2 separate regions of the Mus musculus genome follow, and region 2 is linked to region 1. A link is a loop called in an ENCODE intact Hi-C map of the cell type or tissue named here. Cell type or tissue: left cerebral cortex. All regions are shown on one strand. Links, peaks and the distances in the headings refer to the core of each region. The heading gives the core; the rest is flanking DNA. Region 1 overlaps Pcdh9 (protocadherin 9). Region 2 overlaps Pcdh9 (protocadherin 9).

What was found. Hi-C counts contacts between places; a loop is a spot of excess contacts. Peaks named below come from ENCODE experiments on the same cell type or tissue, not always from the same donor. Only the 100,000 strongest peaks of a DNase experiment are listed, where the experiment ranks them.
Region 2: it touches region 1 in a loop (3-fold over the local background); 2 of 42 quality-filtered maps call a loop at or near these places.

The regions. Positions count from the first base shown.
Region 1 is chr14:93,530,887-93,539,793 of GRCm38, forward strand. All of the region lies in intron 3 of Pcdh9 (protocadherin 9), which reads right to left. Among named protein-coding and RNA genes, the nearest start is that of Pcdh9, 360 kb to the right of the region's middle. In left cerebral cortex, for the core only: no CTCF peak of the experiment used is centred there; a DNase peak (open chromatin) is centred at 4,231; H3K27ac peaks cover 209 bases.
Region 2 is chr14:93,616,935-93,625,841 of GRCm38, forward strand. The region is part of intron 2 of Pcdh9 (protocadherin 9); the gene reads right to left. Among named protein-coding and RNA genes, the nearest start is that of Pcdh9, 270 kb to the right of the region's middle. In left cerebral cortex, for the core only: no CTCF peak of the experiment used is centred there; DNase peaks (open chromatin) are centred at 4,486, 7,408 and 7,756; H3K27ac peaks cover 2,781 bases.

The DNA of each region.
Region 1 (8,907 bases), core at 688-8,687:
CTGACTATGAGTTTGACTTTGAATCACTTGTACCACACAAGGCATTTATTCATGTGATAACTCAGTAAAAATAATCCTAATTTCTGCATCTTTTACGGGCTAAATCACAATTGTTGGTCATGGTTCAAGGTTGCTTTGAGGACACAGCCTTCATTACAGTTCCTGGTCTCTTCCTGGAGGCAGACTATTTGAAGAGGACATTTTAAGAACACAGATTTCACACTGAGTCCAGTAATTGACAGAAGCAACATAATGAGAAGTTTTCAAAGTGTCCTTGGAAGAACTGTGCTGTACACATCGTCACAAATCTAACGCTGATTAAAAGTGGACAATGGGACAGATGCTCCCTTCATTGTTGACACTACTTTGACAGTCCTCCTCAGGAAAGAAAATAAACATCTTTGTCTTACGGCGTAAAAGAGAGGTCAAATAAATTTCCTAAGATTTTGCTGTTAGGAAGCCAGGAAGAGTGAGTTTAAACACAGTGTTCTTGTGCTATAAGCACTGGATCCATGAATTCCTTTCCTGCTTGCCTTCCAATATAGTTTTGATCACATTCTGTGTTCTAACTAGAATATTTTAAATGATATTATCGATGCACAGAATAGGTCATTCTGTATAGATGTACCTGATGTTTTAGGTAAAACCCAACAAATGCCTATCAAATGTACATGTCTTACTTGGTTTCTTTAATTAAAAAAAAAATCTTGTCAGCAGTCCCCTATCCCCAAACATAATGACGTATTCACCCTATATATAACCATTCTTATATACATTAATATGTACAAGACTGGTGACAAAATTAAGGGATATAAAATAACTTTGTACAGAAAGAAGAAAATGGAAGGAAGGAAAGTCTGAGTCTACAGAATGTAACGAATGTACACTTAACTAAATCCTGTCTCTGTCCCTGTCCCTGTCCCTGTGCCCTCACATCTATCAGCATGGACTTTTATCATAATATATTCCCAGCTCATCAGCGACAGGACTATATCATTACCTTGATGACAGATGACATATCTTGATTGGCCAACGTATAACTTGGCAGACATCTTTTTTTTTTTTTTTTTTGGTTCATACTTAAACCCAACCCAACCGGCCATTTCTGTTTCATTGCTCACTTATACATTCCTCATCCCCTTATGTGAAATAACTACTCTCTTTTTACCACCGAAGATACTTCTGCCCATCTTTCAAATATACGTTACATATAATTTTTACTTTGCTTCTCCTGTATTTTAAATATAAAGTCTTAAGCTCCAAATGGCAAGAATAGTGAACGTCAAAGGATATTTTATCTTTGAGTATGAGCAGTGCTTTTCCCAGAGAAGCAGCTCACACTTTGCCAAGCCACCCTGCTTCACTGAGGAACCCATTCCTTGTTCTAAGGACTTTTCTATTAATGTGGCAAGCTTTTCCTTGCTGACTCAGCACTGGTTGAGTGACACATCAGTTTACACTACTTCCCTTAGGCAATCTTTGTAATATCTGAAGACGTAAAGAAAAATAAATAAAAACAAACGTAACTACAGCTACAGTGTCTCTCCAAGCTTTCCGGTATTTCTCGAGAACAGCTCATATTTACGTGCTGCACTGATATTGGACATGCAATATCAGTGACGATGTGTTTAAGTTCATCTTTTGGTGTTTGTCCAGCATCACCAGTGCATCCTTGAATGCTTTATTTCAATAGTTAAACACACTTACCTTCCTAGCAAGCCCCATCTTAATGTAGATAGTCATTAAGTAAAATTCCTTCTATTTGAGGCTGAAAGTTTCTTCCCTTGCTAAAGAGAATATTATTTTGGGCCAATCTAAATATCATCAGGTATATTATCATAAATTACACTCTGCAAATTTTATTATCCTTTTATATTCAAAAAAGCTGAGTCAAATGTATTTTCTAATATTCTCTGGTATTAACACTTGTGTTGAATTATACGTACAAACTGTTTTTATTTTGTTTTATTCATTTGTTTCTTCTTAGAAATCCTACTCACTCAGATATATTGTTAATCCCGATTCTGTCACCTACCTCTACATTATTTATTTTATGGTCCGTGAAGATGTCATAAAAAAGTTTTGTGGATCTTCCTCACAGTGACTAATGAAAATAAAAGTCAGAATAGTCTGTTGTTGGGTCCTGCTGATTAAAGTCCATGCCTACCATTGTCCTGGAAGCTCACTTGACCTTGGCACAGAATGGAGCACTATCTTTATCTGCAGAGGTTTTTCTTTTCTGTCCTGTCTGTGGAATTTAGAAACCCCCACACCCTCTCCCTGTGGAATGTCTCATGGCCTTGGTGAGATTACAGGTTCAGTTTCCTTTCTCTGGATAAAAACTTGTCCAGCAAGGTTCTGAGATTCCTGGAATGCCTTTCCATGCAAACTAGGCATCATCTGGTACTCTAACCTATAGCCAATTTCTCAATCTACAAATCCATACTCTCTTCCCCCAAAACTATGTAGCCCTTGATCCACCCCAGTTAAAATTGAGCTGCCCCTTTGAAGCTGATATTGGAGATAAGTGCTTCATAGTACTTTTGCCTATCTGAACCCTGTTCTATTCTACTCCCGTTGTCCTTGTAGACAGGTGGGTAAAGGCTCTGGGAAAAAAGAAGGACAATTGTCTAAAACTTGTATCCTCGCTGTCTGTCTGTCTGTCTCTCTCTCTCTTTTTCTCTCCTCTCTTTTCAAGTCCTTTCATTCAACAAAGCAGTAACATCATAATAATTGTCTTCTAAGTCTATGAGAAGTCAATGAACAAATAATAAACAAAGAAATAAATACATAAATGAATGAGACAATAGTGGAAACATTAGGATTAAGATAGATGGTAGAAAATAAGTACTTGCATTGGCTGGACTGTTGTGGTAAATAGGAATCCTAACCAGATTATATTTCTTACAGTTTATTTTTCTAAGTTCTAAATCCTTCTTATGAGAAATTGACAGTTTAAAATAGGCAAAATATGCCAAAATTTTGAAGTCTGTGAATGAAAGTAGTTTTTAGGAAAATTATCCTTCATTGAATTTTACAAACGAGTATTTAAACTAGAACTTTAATGATGGTTGATAATTTGAACAGGTCTGTCTTATAATTTATAATGGTTTTTTTTAGTCCTTCAAAAATTAATTTATTAGGTTCAGAGTCATCGTACAATTTATACTGGGCTATTTTTAGTCCTTTAAAAAATAATCCACTCTTCATCATTATATGTAGCTCAACAACTTCATGGCCTTTGGAAAGCTTTTTTAAAATATACAAATTAGGAACACACTAGCTTGCTTGAGCTAAAAGGCTCCGAGTGACATCAAGCCACTTCTAAAGCCTAGTGCTGAGATTTCTTACTTTTTGAGAATCTACTTACTTAATGTTTCCACCAATTTATTCCAACAATGCCTTGATTTATGACTTCCTTTGTTCTGTAATTATTAAAATTTCATGAAACTACTTAGTACCTTGGAATATGGATCTGTGTTCTTGGTCACTGTATTTTGGTATTGACAAATCATTTGACTTTTTTTTCCCCAGCATTTCCTTTCTGCTAGGGAGGGTGAGTGGTATACAGTGAGTGTATAAGATGAGGATTCATCAGAATTAATGCGTCTTTTGAGTACCCAATACTTCATAGTTACATACAATATAAAAACAATAGCTCCAAGCCACTAACTAACATCTATTGTACCACCTACAGGGTAATATCACCATTTTCCCTAAAGGAAACAAATATGATTATAGTTTTATTTTGGTTCTTATTTCAAATACAATGCCAGTGGCATTCAAGCTGCAAGATCACTTTGATAATTCAACTACCATAATTCCAACACATGGCTCATGAATGAGGAATTACAATATTGCAACCCACTGTGCAAAAATCTGGTTACAGAAATCTCTGTGTATGTGTGTGTGTGTGTGTGTGTGTGTGTGTGTGTGTGTGTGTGTGTGTGTGTGAATGTATAAAAGAATTAACTTTATATTAGATAAAGATCCACATGACTCGTCTAACAAATTACTTGGAATATTCAAGCATAAGCTATGCTTGTGTCCCTGTGCACTGTGGTAGGACACAGGGCACCCCGCTGCTCAGTAAACATCAATACATATGACATCTCACTCAGTGCACATCACGCCAGATATACAAAACTTGCAAAGCACAGGGTAAGAGGCTGCTTTCAGCATTTGCCTTCTTTTCTACATGAAGGAGTTTGGGCAGTTTCCATTCCAGTGTCTATTTCAGTGAAGAGAACAGCACTATGTATTTTTAAATGTCAACGAGGGAAAAGTTCCCACTTACCATAAGAATCACGTTTTACCCTGCCTTTTCTATATAATCACATATGCTTGTTATCTAGATTCCAAAATGTAGTCTGTCCTGAACTTATTTATAGTTTACTGCTTTCAATTTGTAGCTGTTCCTTGATCCTAAGGGGCCAATGATCCCTTCAAATGTTTTGTACTGAATTTATAGGTTAAGACAGTGAGATAGTTTGGGCTGCAGAGATTATATACTTCCAATCAACCTAATATTCTACTGTAAATGTGTTCTGTGCTGGGCACTATGCCAGCCCCTAAAGTTCTACTTTTCTTTTGAAAGGCATCCAATTCTAATATGGATATTTGTTACAAAAGATTGAGCTGGGCTTTTAAATTTAGATAGTTCTAACCACCAAAACAATTCAGGGCAATAATTTTTTTTTCATTGTGAACTCTTTTCCTGTCTCACAATCTTTTGAATGATAAGGAATCAATAAATGCCTAGTGTGAGTTATCACAGTATTTGCCGGTTGAGAAAGTTATTCATGAATATGTTACCAGAACTTACAAAAGTCCAGGACCAGAACTGATCAGGGTTTGTACTGTGAATTAACGTAAATGCTATGCAGTATTTCAGAAAGGAGAAGGAGGAAAAAGGTCAATTATTTAAGTATTGTGCACAATTATTCAATTACTCTGAATATACTTTTATCAGTGTAAAGATACAAGTGTCACTATGAGTCTTTGTTCACTTATTAACCATCACTCATGGAATCAATGCACAGTAGATGGGGAAAGAAGGCACAAACATCCAGCTAAACACAATGAATTTCAATCCTATTTCTTGACTTGAAGCTCAGACACATTCCTCTGCCCAGTAGCATGTCAAAAAAAAATGCAACTGAATTTTAAAGACAATGAGTTTTGTTTTTTGTTTCTATAAATTCATAGCCATTATTGATGTTTTAAGTTAGTTATTCTATCTGTTGCTCTATTAGTGATCAAATACAAATGGTACATAACTATGAGTATTTAATAAGTAGAATGGCATATCAGAAAATTATTTTGAAATTAAGATTTAAAAACTTTTAAAGGTTAAGTTGGTTAAAATACCATAAAATTAAGCAAAATATTTGGGAATATTTATTTGCTTCAAGTTTCTTTATTAGTGTCTGGATATTTTCTAACATATTAAGGTATGCATCTTTAGAAAACTCCTATAATCAGAAACTTCTCATCATTGAATAATAGGTCTGTATCCTTCACACTGTGATAGATATGCAACCTAAATACAAAACCAGTAATACCTACCTCACAGTTTCAAAGGCATGGTTTAAGTGAGACTCTGAAGGTGGAATTTCTTCACAGTACTTGATGTTCAATTCATCTTAACCAAATTTAAAACTTAAAGTGCATCTATTGAAAGGCAGGAAAGTCAGTTATATGACCTTTGGTCCATTAAAAATGCATGTCTCTTTAAAATGACAAAAGGCCACTTTTGCTATTAAGTAGATAATAATAGAATTGCTAGGAAGAGAAAAAAATAACGTGGTCAATCTGAGTCCCTTGGATGACTTTCTCTCCTGGATGCAACTGTTGATCACCTAAGCTGCTTAGACTCCCTAGAGTGTAAATTCAAGGAAAACTCTGAGTTTGAAATAAGCAAAGAAGTAGAGAATGTTTGGAGGTCACAGGATTTAGTTAGCAGGCTTTTGCGAGGGAGCCTCTGGGAAAATGTGCTTTCATGCAGCCTCCAGAGTTCTAGAATCTTGCGAAAGCAATCATCAATTTTGTTCTACCTTTTCCCTGTGGGCATCTCAGTTAGTTTAATGTTTAAACACTCCCCTTAGTCTAGACACATTTTCACTGAAGTGTATCTTTCAAGTATTCAGCATTTACTGTTCATAGAGAGTGTGAGATGGTTCTCCAATTCCTTATAATCTGACTTCCTCCCTTTTCATTCTTTTTATAGTGGGTGGCCGCCATGAATTAAAATACCTTATCTGGCACTGTGTTCTTCTGAACTCAGTAAAGCGCACGGTACACATCCATATTTCAGTGACTCCCACCAGCCCTTTCACCTTAACAGGTACTTAAATTAACATTTTAACTTGCTAAACAGGGATCAAAAATGAGGGAAGGAAAACTTTTCATCATGCAGTCTCTTTTCTTTGATGAGCATTTGACAGTCATCTTCAACCTAAAAGATTCTTCAAAACTGTCAGTAATATTTTCTGAAATACAAAGTGGGAACTAAAGAGTCAGGGGAGGCTTGCATGAAAGAGATAGAGAGAATCACATTCAGTGATGCTAAATAGACAAGCCATGACACTGTTTTAGAATAACCATTCAGATTTGGGCTTTGAGAGTCTAATTTTATCTTTATTGAGTGTGATGTTAGGCATGATACTAGAGATAAAAAATAGTTAACAACTGACTCTAAATTAACAACTGACTCACAATGTCTAAGACTGGAGCATATACTGAGGAAGAGTTGGCAAACATAAATAAGAAGGCTTTCAAAGAACAAGTGCAGAAAATACCTAGTTGTCTTACAAAAAAAAAAAATCTGAAAGGAAAAGAAATGATTGGGAATTTGAGATTAAAGAGGAATTTTGTGGGTTTAAGGTATAGTAAAAACAAAGCAGAGGTTGGTTAATAGAATATAATGAAAGAACATGCTTCAGTGTGTTGTTCTTATTGTTGATGATGCATTTCAATTGAATAGGGCATCAAATACATTCAGAACAATTTAGACAAGGAATGCATCTATGACTGTGAGATGCTATCACTGGCTGATCATGGAGGAAGCATCAGGGTAGACTCTGTAGATTTCTTTTCTTTTTTTGGTTATTTTTGTTTGTTTGGATTGTTATTTATTTATTTATTTACTTACTTACTTACTTACTTTGTGAGCAGAATCTCTTCCATGGAGAAGAAGATCATTATTTATTTGGTTTTTTTTTCCCCAATATCTATAACCAGGTTTCTATACAAGGTATGAGAAAAATCACTGTGTTCTGGGAACTAAGTTTTTAAATCTCAGAATTATTTTGGAATGTGTTCTGCAATGATTTCAATATACCTTTGATTCAAAAACAGATATGAAGGAAAGGAGAAAATACCTTCCCTTGGAAAAAAATTGAGAGGAAAATAGCTTTCAATATAGGTGAAAAGCAAGGTGATTGTAGGACATCCTAAGACAGCTGCATGCCATGCTTTAAAAACGTGTGTCCTACATGCTCCACTATGTTCATAGCAGCCTTATTTATAATAGCCAGATGCTGGAAAGAACCCAGATGCCCCTCAACAGAGGAATGGATACAGAAAATGTGGTATATTTACACAATGGAATACTACTCAGCTATTAAAAAAATGAACTTATGAAATTCCTAGGCAAATGGATGGACCTGGAGGGCATCATCCTGAGTGAGGTAACCCAAACACAAAGGAACTCGCACAATATGTACTCACTGATAAGTGGATATTAGCCCAGAAACTTAGGATACCCAAGATATAAGATACAATTTGCTAAACACATGAAATTCAAGAAGAATGAAGACCAAAGTGTGGACACTTTGCCCCTTCTTAGAAATGGGAACTAAACACCCATTGAAGGAGTTACAGAGACAAAATTTGGAGCTGTGACGAAAGGATGGACCATCTAGAGATTGCCATATGCAGGGATCCATCCCATAATCAGCTCCCAAATGCTGACACCATTGCATACACTAGCAAGAATTTGCTGAAAGGACCCAGATATAGCTGTCTCTTGTGAGACTATGCAGGGGCCTAGCAAACACAGAAGTGGATGATCACAGTCAGCTATTGGATGGGTCACATGGCCCCCAATGGAGGAGCTAGAGAAATTACCCAAGGAGCTAAAGGGAACTGCAACCCTATAGTTGGAACAACATTATGAACTAACCAATACCCCGGAGCTCTTGACTCTAGCTGCATATGTATCAAAAGATGGCCTAGTCGGCCATCACTGCAAAGAGAGGCCCATTGGACTTGCAAACTGTATATGCCCCAGTACAGGGGAACCCCAGGGCCAAAACGTGGGAGTAGGTGGGTAGTGGATTGGGGGGGTGGGTATGGCGGACTTTTGGGATAGCATTGAAAATTAAACGAGGAAAATACCTAATAAAAATAAAATAAAATTAAAAAAAAAGAATTAGATAAATACAGTATTCATACACACACACACACACACACGCAAAAAACTTGTGCCCTGTTCATAAGTTAGTGTTTAATTTATAAAATATTAAGTCAGTGCCTGATGTAATACACTCTTAATGGAAAATTTATAAATGTCTAAAATATGACTAATTTTTCATCACCTATTTGTGAACAAATGCCAAGACACTAAAATGAAACCAAAAAATAAATAAATAAGTGGCTTTGTGTGTGCATGAAACATCGATTTCCCAGAAATTCTCTTGGTGGCAATAGAATCATTTCTGAAACTAGCATTTACCTCATGTTACGCTGAGAAACTCTGGTTAACATTTTCACAAATCTAAAAATATTTTACTCTTTTCTAAATTGAAACTGCTGGTTGTCATATTGTGCCTTGTATTTCCTTAATATGCTTCTCTTCCAAAAATGGTAATTGAGACTCCTTCCCTTTCCTCTCAAATGCCAAAC
Region 2 (8,907 bases), core at 228-8,227, 86 kb after region 1:
TTTTTTTCCTGATCCCTGGGTCTTTATTTACCCTTTACCAGCCAGCTACCAACGACCACGCCACATCCAGGCAGCAACACACAAACAGGCAACCAATGAATCCAGCTGTACAAAAATCTGATGTTTGTAGTAAGAGATTTAAACTTAAAAATAAAGGAGAAGGAGATATAGAAGAAGAAAAAGGAGGAGGAGGAGAAAGGAAGAAAAAGAACAAGAAGAATAAGAACAAGAATGAGAACAAGAAGAACAAGAAGAACAAGAAGAAAACAAGAAGATCAAGAAGAAGATGAAGAAGGAAGAACAAGAGAAATAATAATAATAATAATAATAATAATAATAATAATAATAATAATAATAATAAAGAAGGAGGGGGAGGAGAAGAAGAGAACTAAAATAATACCAAGTGACATTAAACTTCATCTTCCAACCAACACAAATGGTTTAACGATTTAAACATCTCATTTCTGTTGTTTACCTGGCACAACTCCAGTATCAAAAGCAAAGAAAGCCTAAACTAAAAGATCAGCATAGAGTAATTTTAATTGCCTAACTTCTTGAAGCAGAAACTTGGAATTGTCTTGAAAAAGTTATAAAAATTAATAGAAAACACAGGAATAAAAACATATAACAAATTATATTCTGTCATTTACAATACAAACAAGGAATCTGCCATCTGTTTTGTATGTATGTTGACAAAAGGAATCTACCCATTAATAATCTGCACAATGTTATTGCCAATATGTACAGGACTTTAAAAGAACCTTGACAAGGAGGATCATACAAAAGAAAAGTTGGTCAGACTTTATTAGAAGAAACAGACAAACTAGAGAGACTCTTGGCTAGTAATATATATACAATTTCTAAAAATCAATTTCCAGTATTTTAAGAATATTCAAGTTCTATTTACGTGGTCACAGTTGATAAAGCTGTTAGTGATAGCTGCGGTAAATTACTCTTCAATTCATGTGTGTGGGAAAGACTGGCATGTTAACACATGTTAATAGAAGATTAAGTCCTCAAGTAAAACTCATTTAAAAAATATTTCTCAATAAACTTTGGTTATACATTGTAAGTATCGCAAGCTAAAATTTTTAAAGGAGGTAATTAATGAATGCATTAGCTATCATTCATTCCATGGAAAGAGAAAAATCTTTGATGATTTAGGTTTGGTGAAGGACTTTATGGAATTTTAATGTGTTAAATGAATACACTAATCAATCAAGCTGCAAGGTACACACTGAAATTCCCAGGGTCACTGATGGTGGTTACCTTCCTGTGTTTGAACTCAGCTTCAAAACTACGTTACAATATCTCAAGTACTATAAACACTGCCAGGAAAAAAATTGTCTAAGTAAACTTCCCTGATATGAACATGTATGCATATATGCTTGCACGTGCATGTACTCACAGAGGAGGGGGGGGGAGAAAGGGAGAGAGGGAGGGAGGGAGGGAGGGAGGGAGGGAGGGAGGGAGGGAGAGGGTTGGAATGAGGGAGGGAGAGAGAAAGAGAAAGATAGAGAAAGTAAATGTATAAAGATAAAATTTGTCTATTATGCCAACCAGATATTCAAATTATGGCTAGTAGGTCGCCAAATAGATACTTTAAAATCATATCTTAGTTTTGAAGTATCTTATTTACTTTCCAAAATATTAAGTGTTATCTATTTTGTTTGTTTGTTTGTTTGTTTGTTTTCTAATCTCTGAATCTCATTAAAGCTATAAAAATCCAACGGGAATATAATTAAAGTGCAAAAGGCTCACCCTTTAAATAATCATAGAGACAGCCACTGCAAATAATCAAAATTAATAAACTGACTTTAATACTAAAATCATCACTATTCTTCTTATCCTCACACCTTATATTGTTTTGCAAAAGTGCAAAGATGATTAGACAACATATTCATTCTTTTTGGTGAATTTATTTGAGGGATAAATGTAACGAAATTGGACACCATAAAATAAAACCTAAATATTATTTTTAAATATATTCCAAAACTCAATTTATTTGGAAAAGTGCAATAAACTAGTGCATTCACTTTGATAATCTAAATGAAAGAATAAGTCTGGGGAGATGGCCCAGTTAGTAAAGTGCTTCCTAACAAATATGAAACCTGAGTTCAATTTCCAGAATGCAATGGGCAGTTGTAATATACATTTGTAAAACCAGCATAGGGAAGGCAGAAAAAAAATGGGTCAATCTAGCCAAATCTGTTTCCCAAATCTGTTTCCCAAATCAACGACTGCCAGTGGGAAATACTTTCTCAGAAACTAAGGTGAATGGAGGCATCAGACATCAACCTTTCGAATCTCTATACACTGCACACACACCAACCCATGGGTATATGCACACACAATGCATAAATAAAAACATAGATGGATAAATAAATAAACAAAAGGATCTTGTTTTGTTATGGACCATTGAACAGTAATAATTTTGAGTAAATTAAACTACACTTTTATGAAACTACAAATAACATATTAGATACTTCCTTGGAGAAGATATCTGTTATGTTATTTGCTCAGATACATATTAAAATCTAACCTTGTTCATACTAGAACTGCTAGTAAAATGTATATTTCAGGTTTAGTTCACATAACAATATAATATCTACTGTGTTGGTAATCTGAGTTTTCTAGCTGTATGAAGTGAACAAACACTTTAAACGCTCAGTCTTCTATGTATCAGTTGTCTATCTAACAGACACACACACACACACACACACACACACACACACACACACAATTTAGCACATATACCTAGAAAACTAGTGAAAACCTGGGTTTATAAGTCAAAGCAATATGCTATCCAGCCAATATCCTTTTGCCTTTTGTCTTTTCTAGTGGTATTCTCTAGAATACAACCGGAATTGAGAACACTATCTGAAGCACATCAAGATTTGCTTCATATGGAATGTTATCTCAGTGTTATACATGTTGGTTCATCTGAGAACAGCTACATACATCAAAGACAGACAAAACAAATTGTAGTAATGAACAAAAACAGCAAGGAAAATAATTAAAGAAATAACTTTTGAGGACAGCACTGAAATGTCCCCTAATGAACCACTTGCAAGTGGTTAGAAGCTTGACTGGCTGTGTCCTTGTATGCTACTATCAGATACTCTATTTTAGAAACTTTACTTATACTGCAGCAGTACACAATGTGTACATGAGAGTGCTTCTTACAATTTGGAGTAGATTTGCTTTATGAATAAACATAAACAAGTTAAGAGAAAATTTCTAGGAATATTAAAAATACCCTTTGGAAATGTAAAATATGTTTCTCTTCTATCTTGAATTTTTACGCAAAAAAATTATGGTCAGGTTCACAATGATAGAAAAGATGCCATTGCAAAAAACAAAAGAAAAACAAAAACAAAAACAGAAACAAAAACAAAACAAAACAAAAAAAACCAAAGGCAAAAACAAAAACACCCTCTTTTACTTATCTGGCATGAGCCCCTACAAATAAATACTCTGTTGAGGTAAAAATGATTGTTTTGGATTAATTAACTTAATATGTTTTTAATAAGAGATCTGGGATACAAGAAAGTTCAATGGCATTATCGAGGTACATGTCTGTTCATTTCTCACTAACTCAAAATCAAAACTTAGCAAGCTTTTCTCCTTTACCAGACATAACACATTTGTACTGGCTAATTTTGTGTCAACTTGCCACAGCTGGAGTTATCACAGAGAAAGGAGCTTCAGTTGAGGAAATGCGCTGTTGGGCATTTTCTCAATTAGTGATCAAGGGGGAAAGGCCCCTTGTGGGTGATGCCATCTCTGGGCTGGTAGTCTTGGTTCTATAAGAGAGAAGGCTGAGCAAGCCAGGGGAAGCAAGCCAGTAAGGAACATCCCTCCATGGCCTCTGCATCAGCTCCTGCTTCCTGACCTGCTTGAGTTCCAGTCCTGACTTCCTTGGTGATGAACAGCAGTATGGAAGTGTAAGCTGAATAAACCCTTTCCTCCCTAACTGCTTCTTGGTCATGATGTTTGTGCAGGAATAGAAACCCTGACTAAGGCAACATTAAATACACTAAGCAAATTTCTGTACATTGTGGGGAACACAGTGCAAGTTTAATGATTCTCTTTTAGAATTGAGAGAAAATTAAGTAATTAAAAGTTTCGAAACATTATATCGTGACCTGTGACTCAGAAGAGCAGCAATGCCCACTACAGGATGCCAGGCAGCGCTTAAAATGAAAAAAACCCTTTATGCCCATTATCAAACATATTTAATTCTAAAATCTACTTCAGTCCATATGCTGAGACTGGAAAGCTCTATCATTTAAAGCCTTCTTTAACCATCCCACCAGTTTTGGCCTTTATTGAACTATTACAGGAGCTTATTCTTTTAAAATGCACGCTCAGAATAATCCTGTGATGTCAAAAGCAAGCCCACAATGGCCATCTCGACATCTGGTCTCGCTTCCTTGCACCAAGCGCTGCCCTTCCCCCAGGCTTTTCCCTTGATTTATCCAATTTTCTCTTCTCCTCACTCACATTTCTGTGCCATTTTTTTTTCTAACCACTCCATATGCTTAGGAAGTCTTCCAGATTACACGTTTCAAGCGACTGCAGCCTCCTCCATACACCCCAAAAAGCAGCCTGCTCAAGCATGGCAACCACGACCTTTTACAGCTTTTTTCCCCTCTCCGAGTTCGATTAAAATCTCTTATTTATTTTCTTTTGCAAGGATATTACACCTGATACAATAAATTTATTATTAGTTGATTTCAGAAAGTTTCATCATTTATTTACCATACTGGCAAAAGTGAATATTTTATAAAGACTCATTATGATTTTTAAGATAGTAATGATGGCAAAATTATTATCCTAAGATGATGCTTTTGGCTATTTTAAATGTTGATTACAGTGGCTGTATTAATCATCTATGAAAAGAGATCAGTTTTTGTTCAAAATAAATTTTAGATATTTCTATCCTGAAATCTTCAAAGCAATCTTATATAACTGAAAAATTATAAGCAAAGCCAGAAATTAAAGGGAAAGTCAGACATTTCACTTTAAAAAAATGAATTAAGTTTTCAAAATCCCTTAAAAAGTCTTATCATTGAGAATTCATAACACAAATGAGAAAGAGCAGTATAATATGCTGCAATTGAAGAAATGCGTTTGTATAATAGTTTTTATTTCTTGGTATCTGTGCTAGGGATTTTATAAAAGGATGGACCGCTTTCTTATTTCATGTTGCCTACACAAGCATGTAGGCAAGCTGTGTGAGTTTCTGAGCTTGAACTTTCTCATTTTTCACATTAGTTGTAATGATTACCACACCTATCCCACATACTATTTGTTTGAAGTGTAAAATATGTATATGTAAACACACATACTTACATATATTTAGTTTTTCTTGTTTATTTTGACATATATTTTTGTTTTATTTTGGTTTTGGTTGGTTGGTTGGTTGTTTTGTTGATTGGTTGGTTGGTTGGTTGGTTTGGGGCTTTTGGTTCTTCGGAAAGTTTTTTAGTCACAGGTCACATTCTATAGCCGAGATTAGCTTCATAGTCATGGCAATCTCTCTGTCTCAGTCTCTCCACTGCTAAGATTACAAGGCTAATCCAATATATGCACTTATAAAATATTTTTGATAACAAGTACAAGTACTGGTCTATGAAAATGCTAGTGATGTTGAAGAAAATGAGTACATGAAAACAATTTCAAAACTAAAGATTCAAGCCAAATCAAAGAGGACATATCAGTTGTTCTGTAGGATACTAACAACAGTGGCTACCTGAAATATGTATGTGTATGTGTATATATATATATGTGTGTGTGTGTGTGTGTGTGTTTGTGTGTGTATGTGTGTGCATATATATGCATAAATGCATATATGTATGAATACATATTCATGTATAAATGCATATATTCATATATATACATGAGGACAGTTGAAAATGTGCATTGTCTTGGAACATAGAAACTTTGTTCAGACACACTAAAATATATTCATTAGGAAAAGTTGAAGACAGTATAATCACAGACAGGTTGAGATTTGTAATAACTGTAAAATTCATGTTTCCTTCTTATAGTTTTTGTTCATTTTTGGTCTTTGTTAATTTTTGAAACAACCCCTCTTTCTGTATCTTTGATAATCCTGGAACTTTTTACCTACCCCAGGCCGCAAACCCATAAGGATCCCGCTGCTTTAGATCTCTGCATGGGGGAGGGGGTAACTGAAGTGTATCTCCCAATATCTGTCTGATTTCTCTGTCTACAGGGTTAAGATGGTGATTTATTTCAACTTACTTCACAAGGTGATCTATGGACAAAAGCGTCAGGGTCTACTTATAGACTTATGAGTGCATCACAATGTGTGTGCTTGTTCTGTAAGGAATTCCTAAAGTGTTCTGCAGAAAAGAGCTGAAATCATGAGACAAAGCGTGAAGAAAAGATGGAAGTTGGAAAAGTCTACACTGTTGTTAATGACGTGGAAGTTGGACACATGAACAGATTAAATGTGACAGCCTAAAGCCAAATGATAAAATAAAGGTGGCTTTGGAAGTTATGCCCAAGATATATGGATAAATAAACACATCAATTGCCAACTTTAGTATTTAAATCAGATGCATAACGAGAACAGCCCCAAAGCAGAATGACCTACCTAGAAGTTCTCTGACATGACAACAGAGAAAAGAGGCTTATAATCATAAACAATGTGCAGTTTCTAAAAGGGGAGAGATCCCATGTTATATCGGAGGAAACATATCTCACAAAACTGTAAAATGCAGTATTAGATAGCTATTTATTTGAACTGCTACTGGCCAATATTGTGTGACTATAATATTTAAATCAGTAAACTGTTAAATAATATTCAAATGAGATCCTTAGTTTTGGGAGTTAAGTTTAAATGGTTATAATTACTTATGGCTTTATCTCTTGTTCTCATGGTTGGAGACCACTTCCATCATTGAATAGATCTATTTATAGGAGTACTGATTTAATATAAGACAGTTTTTTAATGTAAGACAGTTTTTTAATATTGAGTTAAATGACAAAAAGCTCAGAGAAGCCTAATCTATAATACTAAATGCATCATAAAACAAATAATGTAAACATAAAGAAAATACATTTTCCTAATAAATGGTCTACATGTTAAAAATCAAATCAACTGAAATATGGTGTTATCAAGGACTTCATGTGGTCATTTTCTTTCAATATATTAAACTTTTAACATAATTTTGCATTTTCAGAGGAACTAGCAAAGTTTATTGTATTAGAGACTGATTATATTTTTTAGACTTAAGCCATTAAAGCATCTATGCTTATCATTTTGTGCCACTGATACCTAGCATGCACTCAGTAACTATAGATAAAGGAATCTCCCTTCCAGTTCTAGCAGTAAAGATCACTCAGCATCTGCTTCAACACTTACATTGGCAAGAGATTTGCCACCTCAGAAAGAAAGCACTCCGTTTTTAACAGTTCAGTTTAGAAAGAAGTTACTTCATTACAGAAATTCCAAATTTACCTGCTTATATAACTCACATTAATCTTACATTTTGTTAGATGAATTTTTTTTTTCATGCAGAAGAAAACTTTAAAATACTGACATGCATCTATAACTCTTAAATCCCCCATTTTCCTTATACAGCATCATTTCCAATAATTCATTTGTCTTCACTAATTTTAGAGTGTCTCATAATATGCATCATTCAAAACATGACATTATCTTGCAGCTGTTCTTAGTGCAGAGGACTGTGGGAACTACTCTCAATAGTTTTGTAAAGCACACTTCTCTAAACGATGCCCAAGATTCCATTAGCTCTTCTTGGCATTCCCATCACACGATGACGCACAGTCTACTTAGAATCAACTAAGGGTACCCAACTCTTTAAGATGAGCTTTTGTCAAATCATGACTCCTTTGTCCTTAGCTTGTTTGAGTTGCTTTCCTGTATTTCACTGAGAGACTTTTAGTTTATGTCAGTGTCTAAGGGCACATTGTTTTTATCCAGTTAAATTTTCTGAAACTCTGATTCTGTCAATCATCTAGTACATTAGCCTTCAATTAAACTTTTCGCTTCTTGTGGAAGATTAACCTCACTGCTTTAAAAAAAATAGTTAAATGACAAATATCCATGATGCCTTCATGTTAGCATTGTCAGATTATTACATGCAGGAGCAATACATGCATGGCTGCTTCTAATTGTCTGTAGCAGCACATTTAGCATAGTTCTTTGATGTATAGGATTGAGAAATACCTAAAATATGAATCACTTTATGCTAGCACTGATAGTGATAGATAGAATTCCAATTGGGCACTGTTTACTTCCAAACTTATCTTTTAACAAGACACAATAACTCTCTTCAAGTAAAGCTAAGGTAGCTTAATTTAGCCCTTAAAGCATATTTACCTATCCTAGTGACAGAATATAAAAACTGCTTTCCAAAGCCATGCTGATGATGTCATTTTCTCACTGTACCATTTCAGTACTCTGACACTCATACACTCACATGCTCCCTTCAAATACATAACCTTGTTTAATAGCTGTTGCATATGTAACCCCTTTTATAATTCAGATAACCCCTGAACAGTGAGTGTAAAATGTAGATAATTTCCATATCAGTATATTATATGCCAAGTGTTATATTTAGAAACATGTATTGTAGTGATTGTTTATGTCACTGCAGGCTAGGAGATTACCCAGAACAATCATAGCTGATAAACGAATATTGGCCTCTTAGATTTTGATAGCATGACTGAGAAAGGCCAATATCTTTATCTTGTTCACAACTTTTCTTTCTTAGTCAATGCCATCCATGTGAATGAAATGTCTTCTCTTTTAAATCACTCTTTAATTAAAAAGAAAGGTAAGATTGATGTCGTGTAAATTTCATTCAATATGAATACTTGCACATTGACTTAAAAATTTTAAAATAT